Regions from separate parts of the Mus musculus genome. Here region 1 is linked to region 2. Evidence: chromatin loops called from intact Hi-C (ENCODE). Cell type or tissue: left cerebral cortex. All regions are shown on one strand.

Evidence for each region. Peaks named below come from ENCODE experiments on the same cell type or tissue, not always from the same donor. Only the 100,000 strongest peaks of a DNase experiment are listed, where the experiment ranks them.
Region 1: a loop joins it to region 2, with 3 times the contacts of the local background. A loop is called at or near these places in 17 of 42 quality-filtered maps.

What each region holds. Positions count from the first base shown.
Region 1 is chr7:78,889,595-78,892,094 of GRCm38, reverse strand. No RefSeq gene overlaps it. Among named protein-coding and RNA genes, the nearest start is that of Mir7-2, 2.6 kb to the right of the region's middle. In left cerebral cortex, a CTCF peak has its summit at 1,237 (motif pointing right); DNase peaks (open chromatin) are centred at 496 and 1,252.
Region 2 is chr7:78,583,593-78,586,092 of GRCm38, reverse strand. It overlaps E430016F16Rik (RIKEN cDNA E430016F16 gene), which reads left to right. Exons shown (of 11, transcript NR_015542.2): 10 at 593-662. Among named protein-coding and RNA genes, the nearest start is that of Ntrk3, 7.0 kb to the right of the region's middle. In left cerebral cortex, a CTCF peak has its summit at 1,374; DNase peaks (open chromatin) are centred at 931, 1,479 and 2,115; H3K27ac peaks cover 732 bases.

The sequences.
Region 1 (2,500 bases), 310 kb before region 2:
TCCCTAACAGAAACTTGGTGAGCTGGGACCCTGGTTGAACCCCACCTCTGGGAAGCCCTTCCTCTCCATCTTTTCAATCAGGAAGCACGATTTGATCTCCAACACTACCTAAACCAGGTGAGTTTGGAGTGCTGTTGGGAGGGGCTGTGTGAGTAAAGTCATTAAGTGGTTTAGTCCCTCAGACCGTCATAGCAGATCTTGAACTTGGTCCTGCTTCTGGACCGCTGCTGTCACAGCACATGGGAGGTGGAGGCAGGGGGACCAGAAGCTCAAGTTTACCATTAGCTACACAGAGAGAGGGAGAGGGTGAAGGAGAGGGAGGGAGAGGGTGAAGGAGAGGGAGGGGGAGGGGGGAGGGGGGAGGGGGAGGGGGGAGGGGGAGAGGAAGCATTCGGGACAGGAGACTTGGATGTTTTGCTTTGGCAAATGGCTGCACAATGTGCTGTCCTACCTCCATGTGGAGCTATTCTGAGACAAAGTGGGGGTGTTGTGGGGGTGCCCCCGATGCTGGACTAAGTGCAGATCTAAAAGGGGGATGTTCATCTGCTCAGCGTCCAGAGTGATGGTTCTTTATATGCCAGGGCCGTAGGCATTACCTGATTGGGCTCACTGAAAAAAACAAACAAACAAACAAACAAAAAACGAGGTGGGACCTAGCAACTTTGCATGTGTTGCTGGGGATAGAATATAGGGCCATAGCACGTACTAAGCAAGCACTCTACCACTGAGCCACACACCCAGCCCATCAGTATGTCCACAGGCTAACAAGATGTTTAGCAGTGGTCCAGAACCAGGACAGAGTTAGAGGAACTGAACGGACCACGTGTAAACCATTTAATCGCCTTACTCACACCACTGTTCCTTCCAACAGCACTCCAAACTCAACACTGGCTGGACTTTGAACCTACACATATTTGAGATACCTTATACTTCTCCCACCCCCTGAGAATGTGCAACCCAGGTTAGCATCACACCTTTTATTTTTTTAAATCATGGACCACTGATAATTACCAGGGTAATTCCATCTGGAGAATTTTATTCTCTCCGCTAATTATTCTGTTCTAAGGCCCGTCTTTTTTACGTATCAGACCAACCTTTAAATCAGTGGTCCTCAGTTTCGACTGGTCCTGAAGAGCTTGAAACACTAGCAAACATTTGGGTTACAGCCCAAGAGTCTGATTTTGCAAGGTCTGAATGGATTCTTTGACCCAGCCGCTAGAGAACCAGTACCCAAAACAACCGGCAGAGGGCGCTGCGACCCTGCATATTGAGGGAAACGTGCTGCTGGGCGATCTTAACCACCGCAGAGGTAAGCGGCCGGAACCTGGGAAGAGGCTTGATGGAGTTAGAGACCAATGATGCGACCCTTGAGTCAACGGCCCCTGTGTGTTCTAGAGCTCCTATCACGTCGCCTTACTTTAGAAAGTAAAGAATTGTCCATTTTGCCAAGAAATTAAGGGTCAAGTTGCAACCACTCTAAACCTTGATTTGTGTCTTTGAGGAGAGGCCAACCTCTATTTTTAAAAATTATATATTGATTGGCTTGAACTAGACATGGTGATGCTCTGGGGAAAGGAGAGGATTACTATTTAAATGGGCTGATAAAACTGCATGCAAAGAGAGGCTGGTAGCTCTTAGTTTGATTTCATAGTAAAAGCAGTGGCTTAGGCTGCCACCAAAGAAAACTGACAAAAGAGACCCAAATGCCTTCATGTGTTGTGACACCTATCCCTTTGGCTAGTTATCATAACTAGGGAGATGGGATCAGCTACACATAACAGTTGAGACATTTGAAACTCAGAGATGGCAAGTGCCTGACTCAGCGTCACACAGCGATGAAAGTTCTAGAAGGCCGCTTGAAACTGAGAGGTGCTTGATTTTGGAAGCAGGACTCTGCTCCGTACCCACAGGAGCAGTCTTCTCCAGCTCTCAGAGATAAACCTCCCTTCCCTCCACCTTCCTATATGTTTGCTGCATGAACACAAGTCTCCCCAGTCCCATGTCACCCCTAGATGCTGAGGGCAGCTGGGAAGAGAGTCCCCTTCTCTCCTCATCAGCTCTGTGCATTCTCTCTCCTCTCTCTCTCTCTCTCTCTCTCTCTCTCTCTCTCTCTCTCTCTCTCTCTCTCTCTCTCCCCTCCCTCTGCACACTAGGGTAAGTACTCATCCGCACTGCCGCTTGCAGGTCCAACACCTGCTGAGTGACCCAATTTATAGACTTCTCAAGTGTGAATGAGATTTTTCAATAGGGCTGGCTGCCTACCGACAGGGTTGGAGCGTGGAGAAGCTCAAGAGGCTAAAAACTGGAAGAAGCCATGTGTAGGAGGGGAGGTGATGGTCGGATGAAGTGATTCGGTTCAGAGAGGCTAAGCCCCTTGCCTGCAGGTCTCACAGCTTCCAAAGCTTAGCTATTGTCCCGCTGAGCTTAGTCAAAGGTTACATACATTCTCATGTTTTCTAAAAGTGTGCTTGGCTCCAGAGCCAGTCTAAGTGTAAGACGC
Region 2 (2,500 bases):
AACTGCCCCCTCCTCCCAACATGATGCTTCCCCTAATTCCCACACTGGTGTCTCAGCAAATAAGGCTAATTTTTTTCCCCATTTGCTCATGATAGCTACTTAAATGTGTGTACGCTGCTCCTAGTAATTGTCAGAGCTGCGAGAAAATTAGAGCAGATTTGGTGTATTCCTAGTTTTGAGTCCCAGTTCTGTTGGCAGATATCTGGTCTCGTTTTCTCTGAGCCTGAAGACCTTGGGAGTCATCCCCTCAGTCCTCAGAGAGCTTGGATTCCTATTCTGCTTGTAGAGGCAAAAGCCAGGATGGCTTGTCCTGAGGAGGAAGGTCAAGGTTTGGGAGGACCCTGATGCAGAGGCCACAGAAAATAGTAGAAAGAAGGGAAGAGAGGGCTTTGATGAGTTAGATTCTGAGTTGGGCTGATCATGCACCCTTTGTTATGCAGCTTCTAAACCATATAGCAAGGACGTTTGTGAGAGACAGCTATGGGAATACCCATCAGGCGGGGAGGTGTCTAGGTCATCAGCTAGCACCTGCTGGAATGAGAGTTTGAACTGGGTTTGCTTAGGGCCGAACCACACACTTTATTCTCCTTAGAAGGAAGAGGAGTGATGCCTGCTACGAATGGAGGTGTTTCCTTGACTTTCCATGCCTGAGGAATCATGAGGTAAGGGAATAGCTGGGTAGCAGTTAAGGAGCAACACGCTAATGGAACGTCCTGTAAGCTGGGATTAGTGGCTGTCAAGTGGATGGTGCTGAGTGTTCTCAGGCTGTTTTCATGTGTCACCATATTAATCCCTGTGATCCTTAGTCCCCCAAGTGACAGAGAAGGAAGTGTCAGATCAGAGGAACAAAGTTGCATGTTCAAGGCGACAAGGCCCAATATGTTCTCAATGCTAAATGAGTGGATCAGTTATAGAACTAGGCCCGAAAGCCAGTGTTCTACAGTCTGAGCCAAAGGCTCAGGGCCAGGTCAGGGGGAAGGTGTGATGCAGACTTCTCAGCAGGGAGCAGGTGCTGAGAAGGTCAGTTGTGGGAGGTGGTGATGGCAGAGCAGGAGCCTGGGAGCTGAGCAGGAGTGGGAAGGGTTGGCAGGGGAGTGTAACAGGGTATAGTGGGGACCCCAGGAGTTGAGGAGGGCTGAATTGGGATGCATGGTTCAGAAGAAAGCTTTAGCTGTTTGCAGGGATGAGGACATGTGGTAAGGATGCTGAGCCTGGGCTGTGACCCAGGACCAGGCAGAAAGTGCACCAAGGGTATTGTTTCTGGAATCTACTCTTTCCAGCCTTTTTCTGACTCTGAGAACAGAGCCACAGAGCTTTCTGTGTCTAGAAGCCCCCTGACATTTTTCCTAACCATGGTGAAATCTGTCGTTCTAGGATGGGGGCAGTAGTGAGCTACTCCACTCAAGTCTTCCGTTCTTAACTTCTCACAGAGATCTGTATGAGCTTTCAGGCAGCTCAAGCTTTCACTACATCACCCCGTCCCAGATGTGCATTGTCAGTTCTGGAGGTAACAGCAAGGGAGGCTCTGAGAAGATACAGGCTGTCACAGGTCCTGTCCTTCCTGCACTTGCTGGTACCCTCCTGGTCCCTGAGGACACAGACACAGAACCCTGTCATGTGACCGGAGAGACAGAGAACAGCAGGTGTGTAGAGCAACTACTCCCTGACCTTCCTTTGCAGAGACCCTTAGCATGTCCTCAGCAATGCTTTGAGGAGGTTGCTCAGTCAGTACAGAGATTTTGGCAAGATGGTGAACCCCGGACACTTCCATTTTAAAGCCTGGAGTAGAAGGACTGCCCCTCCGGGGATCAGGAAGGCTCCCAGACTCCCCACCTCTCCCTTTGTTATTCTTGGTTCTCTTTTCTGAAGAGAGAGGACTATATCTCTGGATGCCCTTGGGTTGGATTAATGAGAGGGAAATGGCCAGATGCTCCCAGGAGAGCTGCATGTAGTGAGTGTAGAGAGTGGGTGTGGGTGATCCTGAAAGTTGGGCGTAGCCCCCAGGCCTCTTTATTCCCACTAGCCCCTGTCAACCATAGACTGCCATAGACTCTTCTGGGAAGCTTACTCCTTTGGCTTTTGATTTTACTCGAGAAACAGAACACAGAGTGGGAGACGCTTCTTTCCTGAATGCCCCGCCCACCAGCATCATCTGTGGGTTGCCGGCCACAGTGAGCATTTCCTTATCTGCTGGGGCAGGACCTAGGTGACACACTGGCTGGTGGCAGCTACCATCACGTGCATGTGCAGCCCCTCCTCCCTCTGCTGCATTGATTTCTCAGTCTCACCCCACTGTTCGCAGCTTGCAATGACTTGGCAAGGCTTGTCTTCTATAATAGAGACCAATGCCACCTCCCTATTTAGAGGGAGCAATAAACATGACAACTGGCATGGGATAGGATCAATATCTGTTGTTTAGGGAGAGATGCAGCCCTGTGTACTCTGCCTTGGGACCCAGGACTTGTCAGATGCCCTCTGGTAGCACCAATTCTGAGGTTTA